2 separate regions of the Homo sapiens genome follow, and region 1 is linked to region 2. Evidence: chromatin contacts called from ENCODE Hi-C data. All regions are on one chromosome and are shown on one strand. Each heading gives the region's core, a stretch centred on a gene start or an enhancer-like site at or near the end of the contact. The rest is flanking DNA. Distances are from core to core; before and after follow the strand shown.

Region 1 (3,417 bases), core at 299-2,798, 1.1 Mb before region 2:
CCAAACATGGCCAACTCCCAATTTTGATGTGCAGTGCTGAGAACAGTCTAGAAACATGTTCTTGTCGCCTAGGCTCCTGCAATGGGCTGGGCACGGGGGAGTGGGTGAGTTCTACATTACAGTGTTCTGCATTTCTTGTGCAAAGCCTGTCCTGTGGCAAAAGTGGGCCAGAAATGGTGGGAGTGTGAAGAGGAACCCAGGCGAGGCTGAACAAACCAGATAATGCACCAGGGAAACCAGGAATCCACTGTAGTTTGGTAGACAGCAGGGCAGTTCCCCTCGTGAGTCATCACTCCTTTCTCCGGTCTGTGCCCTGCTGGACTGGAGGCAGAGTGTGCACAGGACGTCAGCTTAGAAGGTGCTTAGTGCAGACTTGTTCAAACCAGAGAGGCAGAGTCCTCGGGGCTCCTGTGGATGGAGTAGGGCAAGAGAAGGGAGCCTGTCACTGCTGAAACCTGCAGTTAGAACAGCCAGCTGCCAGCCTCTCTGCTAGCAGCCCAGCAACAGATGCAGGAGCCCAATAGAGCAAGTGGGAGGAGGAGGGAAGCTGTGTGATTTCTCTTCCTGTGCTCCCTTTCCCAAAGCCTCATTTCTCGTTTTGGGTTCTAGCAGATTGTAGAGGAAGGAAGGTGGGGAGCCTCACCAGCCCTTACCCCATTTTCTGCCAGGGTCTGGAGGCCATTCTCCCAGCATAGCCAGGCTTTGACTTAATTACCAAGTCTCTGGATTTGGAGGTCTTCAACTGAGTCTTCTGCCCCTGAGTAAGTGGGAGTGAGGAAGGCCCCTTAGTGGTTCTGAGACCCCTCCCTTCCTTGAAGGCCTCTTGGAATAGCAGGGAGGGGAGATGAGTTGTCTTCGGCTTCCTTCCTTGGATTTCAATTCTGAGGACTGGGGCCTCTTTCCTAACCCCTGAGGTTTGGGCCCCAGTAAAACTTTCTTTCTTTCTTTTTTTGAGATGGAGTCTTGCCCTGTTGCCCAGGCTGGAGTGCAGTGGCGGGATCTTGGCTCACTGCAACCTCCGTCTCCCAGGTTCAAAGGATCCTCCTGCCTCAGCCTCCCAAGTAGCTGGGGTTACAGGTGTGCGCCATCATGCCCGACTAACTTTTATATTTTTAGTACAGATGGGGTTTCACTATGTTGGCCAGGCTGGTCCCGAACTCCTAACCTCAAGTGAGCCACCCGCCTCGGCCTCCCAAAGTGCTGGGATTATAGGTGTCAGCTGCTGCACCTGGCCCGGCCCCAATAAAACTCTGTACCCGCACCCTGCCTAGCAGGGATCCTGGGTCTGCAGTCCATGCCCGGCCACCCTAGGCCCCCGGAAGTGCTCAGAACTCAGTAGCCTTGGGGAATCTTGAAAGGGAGGATGGGACCCAGGACCCAGGTGGCCCTGGCCCCAGGTCTGTGGCTTCAGGTGAGGAGACGGGGACAGCTGCCCGGGGCTGGGAGCACGGAGGGTATTTCCCATCCTCGGGAGCAGAACTGATACTGGGCGACTTCCTCTTTTAGGGCCCTCTGACGCACCCTCTGTCCCCTCAGCCTCCCCCTCTTTTCCTTACTTCCGCAGGCTACTGGCGAGCACAGCTTTCTTCACCCTTGGGGCCTGGGCCTTACCCCTGGACTTTGCGTGTTTCTGTTGAGGGCTCTAAAGGGCAGATTCCAGCTTGTTTAGAAACGATTCGGGAGCAGATGCCTGGAAACCCAGCCACAGGTTTGGCTGAGCCAGGCACTGGCTGGGACCCAGATCATAGCAGTGCCAGAGCCTCTCCCAACACCTTCCCGCTACCTTTTTACGGTTCTTCTTTCCACTGGCCCTAAGAGCCCAGAGGCAGTCACGGGGGCTGGGGGTCCAAGGGCTGGCTGGTCCGGGTTCCCCTGCCACGCTTTGGTGCCTTCTCTGGGGCTATTCTCCAGCCTGGGTGGCCTCTTGTCCCTGCAGCCCCTCCCCTCCTGGCCATATCTAGTCTCTGTGAGATGGCCCAAGTCCGTCTTTGCTGTGACTTCGCTCAGGGCTTGAGACTTGACACCAACCATTTTGATCTGAATTGCAGGTGGCCACATTTCCTCCATTTGTGCTGTTCCTCAACCAGGCTGAACCCTCTGCCAACAAAGTTATGTTCCATAGGTCTTTAGTAACTCCTAAAACTGGAGCGTGCTGGAGGAGGTCAGTGACTACTTGCCGAGTAGAGAAGAGACACCCAATGTAGCCACAGAAGGCTGCTTTGTCCTAGAAAATTGATCAAAATCATGATGAGGCTGGGAGGCGAAGAGGGAGCTTTTCTCTCCTCTAAGTTCTCCTTGAAGTCTTAATGATCTCGTCCCATGCCAGTGGCATTGGAGGGGGCCAGGTGCCAGGAGCCAGGAGGGCAGTGTCTCTGGTGCCCCTCTCTCTGCTTCAGGAGTCTGAGAAACTCAAAGTAGGAGCAGATGGGAGGATCATTATTATCTTTTTAAAAACTGCTTAGTGATCAAAAGGAGGAGCAGAGACTGTTTGCACAGTTCACAGTCCACAGAACACAAAGCCTTTTCTTGCATGGTACTGCATTTTGAGCCTTATGTCAAGCTTGAGACACAGGGATTATTCTTGGTCCCGTTTTACATATGGGGGCACTTGGGTCAGAAAAGCAGCATGCTTTACCCAAGTTCCACAACTGGCTACTGGCTGCACCAGAGCTGAGCAGAGTCTGCACCCTCACGGATGTAGCTGACATCAGGGCGTAAGGATGAGAACTGAATGTAGTATAAGGTCTGGTTCTGACCCTGCCCTGATGTGCTGTGTGGTCATGGGCTACTTACTCCACCTCTTTGGACATCTATTTCAGCATCTGGAATCAAAAGATTGGACTATTTTTCCAAGGCTTCTCCTGGTTCTTACCTGTAGGAGAGCAAAGACCTCATCTACTTTTTTTTTTTTTTTTTTTAAAGCGTCTGCATTCTCAGTTCTTAGCGTATAGCCTGGTCCATAGTAGGTGCTCAGTAAACAATTAAAAGATGCAAGTACAAAGTGTCAATATATCTTTCTAATTTAGGAGATGGCAGTTGAAAGGTGATGGCTGCAGTTCCCTAGTGGTCTAGGATTCTAAGCATTACTTAGCCTTTCCTTGACTCTGCGTGTGTCTGACCAGGTTCCAAGTCTGGCCCATTCCCAACCAACTTTACCTGTAGGGTGAAACGCTAACATTTGCTGAGCACATATCAGTGCAGGGCAGAGGCTTATGATGCGCGTCTTCATCCTCACAGCCTCACAGGTGAGGGAACAGAGGCCCAGAGTGCCGTGAAGTGATTTGTTCAAGGCCAAGCAAGAATCTATTTTCTTTATAGTCCTTTGTCACCCACTTCTAGCCTCAGTCCAAACTGGCAGCTATCCTAACATCCTTGGCCCCCAAGAACATACTCCTCCCTCCAGATGGTCTCTAATCT
Region 2 (3,666 bases), core at 526-3,025:
CTCCCAGGTTCAAGCGATTCTCCTGCCTCAGCCTCCCAAGTAGCTAGGATTACAGGTGCGCATCACCACGCCTGGCTAATTTTTATACTTTTAGTAGAGTTGGGGTTTTGCCATGTTGGGCAGGCTGGTCTTGAACTCCTGACCTCAAGTGATCTGCCTGCCTTGGTCTCCCAAAGTGCTGGGATTACAGGCGTGAGCCACCACACCCGGCCTGTTTATTTTTAATGTAGTATCAGCTGGAACTAGGCTGGGGAGAAAGAAGGGAAAGGTGATATTTAAAATACTATTACTTTGGTTAACGGGTCCTTTTTTACATAAGAAATAAAATATGTAATAAAGTGGAAAGGAAAACTACTAAAATTGTATACCCTCTCACCTTCACTTGAGAAGGTTGATTTATGTCACTGCTGACACAGAGCATACTTATTCTAAAGGCTGTAATTGTATGATAATTTAGGAAAAATAGATCTTAGAGTGGCTTATAGGCAGTCCAGCTTTTTGTCTTCTCAAATTTTACTAGTCTGCTTATCTGACAGTGCCTTGAGAGCACTTTTCACTGCCTTGATCTGTTCATGCTTAATTTTAGTAAACTATCAGCATTTTGCCTAATGAATACAGACTCACCATTTACTAATAAAATTAAGTGACTGCAATCTATAGAGAAACTGTAAATATGAAAATAAGCCATTTATGTTTGCCGACACTTTCCGGTATAGCATCGTGTATCCCCGGTCTCCCAGATAAAAGGAAGGACATCTCATATAGAAAACTAAAATATAGCTAGAATGTAATTGTCTAGAAAAGGCAAGGTATAAAGCAGTTCTAAGGATTTTCTTCCTTAGTAGAGGTGGGATTTGAGAGTTTGGATTTTTATCATAGGTCAAAGTTACCTAAGGGTACCTTTGCAGGGTCACAATTCTTCTGAGAGTTGCTTTTGTGTAGATAAGCCTGTTCACTTTTACATCCTGGAGCATCACCTAGCTTTTTATATATCTGAAACTGACAGCTACACTTTTGTTTAGAACTTTCATATCATTTATAAGTTCTTTCACTCCTGCACTAGCTTATTACAGAGTACACAGGAATTAAAGGCTTTCTTTATCTTATATAAAATCATGTTTTTCCTTTGCTCTCATGTCGGTTTTATTTTCTCCAAAGCTCTATAGATACTGGTAGTTCCCACAAAGGTGTGTGGCATGGAAAAGCCTGGCAATTTCAAACCTTCTTTTGTAATTATTTGTTGTAGCTTCAATTAAATTAATACTAATAATACCTACTAAACTTCACAACCCTTAAAACTGTAATAAAAGATTGATTAGTGTCTTATTATTACTATAACAAATTACCACAAACTTAATGACTTGGAAAAACACAGATTTGTTAGCCTGTAGTTCTGGAGGTCAGAAGTCCAAGCTGGGTCTCACAGGGTGAAAGTTAAAACAGCAGCAAGGGCTGTTCCTCCTGGAGGCTCTGAAGGAAAAATGTGTCCTTGCCTTTTTTAGCTTCTAAAGGTCACCTGCATTCTTTAGCTCAGCCCCTTCCTTCCTTCACTCCAACCTGTGGCTTCCATTGTCACATCTCCTACTCCTAATTCCGACCCTCCTGCTTCCCTCTTGCAAGGACCTTTGTCATTACATTGGGCTGTCTCAGATAATCCAGGATCATCTCTCTCCCACCCCCACCTTTTTTTGTTTTTGTTTTCGAGACAGGGCCTCATTCTGTTGCCCAGGCAGGAGGGCAGTGGCGTGATCTCAGCTCACTGCAACCTCAACTTCCTGAGTATCTGGAACTACAGGTGCGCGCTTCTATGCCCAGCTAACTTTTGTATTTTTAGTAGAGATGGGGTTTTACCATGTTGGCCGTGCTGGTCTCGAACTCCTGGTCTCCAGCGATCCACCCACCTTGGCCTCCCAAAGTGCTGGGAGCCACCGTGTCTGTCCTCATCTCCCCATTTTAAGATCTTTAATCATGTTAATACAAGTCCTTTTTACCATGTATGGTAACACATTCACAAGTATGGGGGATTGGGATATAGATGTATTTGGGGGCCATTATTCAACATGCCACAGATGTCACTGTAAGGCTCTTTGGATTATAGATTAGGGTAGTGAATTAAAAGAAGGCCCTCTGGACACGCACCACCCACTCTGCACTGACCAGCCCACCTGGATAGCAGAGGACACCCCCAGCCCCCACCAAGCATTGAAGACATAGTTTATTTCCTCATATCCTTTCTCCTTGGGTGTAGTTGGGGTGGGGAAGGAGGGAAGACTGGGGTCATCTCCATTCCTTGGGCTCTGTGCCCGAGTCCATGGTGCACCACTGTGCTGCGAGCTGTGGGGCCTGCTGCAGTGGGAGTGTGTGGAACACCTTGACCAAAGGGGAGCTTTGTCTTGTGTGTTTTGAAAAAGGCTTAATGAAGAGAATGTTGTTCATTCTTAGTAGTATAGTTTGCAATTCTTAATGACAAATAGTAAGTTTCAGTAGAAAACAAAACAAAACAAAAAGAAGGCCTTCTTTATATTCTCTAGTTTTATTTTCCGTCCGCTGACCCAAGATTAAAAATTTTCTTAATGCTCCCTTGGTTCTTGATTTTGAATTTAGGATGATTTTGATTTAGTTAAAGAAATTTCTTTTTTTTCTTTTTTTTTTTTTGAGATGGAGTCTCACACTGTTGCCCAGGCTGGAGTGCAGTGGCATGATCTCCGCTCACTGCAACCTCTGCCTCCCCCAGGTTCAAGCGATTCTCCTACCTCAGCCTCCCGTGTAGCTGGGATTACAGGCATGCGCCACCACGTTCTGCTAATTTTTTGTATTTTTAGCAGAGACGAGTTTTACTATGCTGGCCAGGCTAGTCTTGAACTCCTGACCTCAGGAGTTCAAGATCCTGATCCACCCGCCTCAGCCTCCCAAAGTGCTGGGATTATAGGCGTGAGCCACCACGCCCGGCTGTTAAGGAAATTTTATATCCTTTAGTTTTTACATTGAGAAACTCAGAGTAAAAACAGAGATTATTGATAATTGAAGTTGGAAACTCTACTGAAATATTTGGTAAGGAGATTTTTAAAGACTTTTCTGTTGTTGTTGTTGTTAATAGTTAAAACAAATTCAAGGAGTCACAATGAGAGTGTCTACCTGCTGATATATAATTACAGACTCCGGGGTGCTGGCAGCCAGCCTTGGGCTCTCTCTGTGTTAACACATATACTTTGGCAAGATTTTTAAGTTCATTAACCCAAAGCGTACATTTTTATTATTTGTTTTAAGAGCAAAACAGAAAAATAAATGAGCACCTCTAGTTTTGCGGCCTGCTACAATACCTAACATTAGCTTTGCTCATGCAGTCTTTCTCTTATATGCCATCGTTACTCAGTTTCTCAGTCATTGCCTGAACCTCCTTTCTTGCACATAAATTAAATAGAATTATCATTCTCACCTCCCAGTTCTTTTTTGAACTTAATGGACTAGTGGGAGAAATGCTTCTAGTTGAAGCCAACTAGAACATGACTAATTTTGGAGAGGTAGGTTGGATGTTTTTGACAGGATAAGGTCAGATAGGTAACGAAATCAACTTTAATTCTAAAAGCCAAAAGTAACTTTCAGATTCCTGATCTTTTCAATGGCCTCCCTTTTGGTAAAGTATCTTAAATGTCAGTAAGAAGAAAC

Evidence for each region. Hi-C counts contacts between places; a loop is a spot of excess contacts on that map. Pooled maps may share reads with other maps.
Region 1: a loop to region 2 is called in a pooled map, with 6 times the contacts of the local background. The contact joins two enhancer-like sites. A Hi-C loop is called at or near these places in 2 of 37 single-sample maps with no recorded cell type and 2 of 50 pooled maps.

The regions. Positions count from the first base shown.
Region 1 is chr11:118,009,227-118,012,643 of GRCh38, reverse strand. The region is part of intron 4 of SMIM35 (small integral membrane protein 35); the gene reads left to right. Among named protein-coding and RNA genes, the nearest start is that of IL10RA, 25 kb to the right of the region's middle. RefSeq lists enhancers at 1,409-1,909, 2,055-2,154 and a silencer at 2,679-2,728. Within about 2 kb of position 1,548, at least 21 of the 41 ENCODE cell types and tissues checked have a DNase peak (open chromatin) inside an H3K27ac peak, as active enhancers do.
Region 2 is chr11:116,923,285-116,926,950 of GRCh38, reverse strand. All of the region lies in intron 4 of SIK3 (SIK family kinase 3), which reads left to right. Among named protein-coding and RNA genes, the nearest start is that of APOA1, 87 kb to the right of the region's middle. Within about 2 kb of position 1,775, at least 7 of the 41 ENCODE cell types and tissues checked have a DNase peak (open chromatin) inside an H3K27ac peak, as active enhancers do.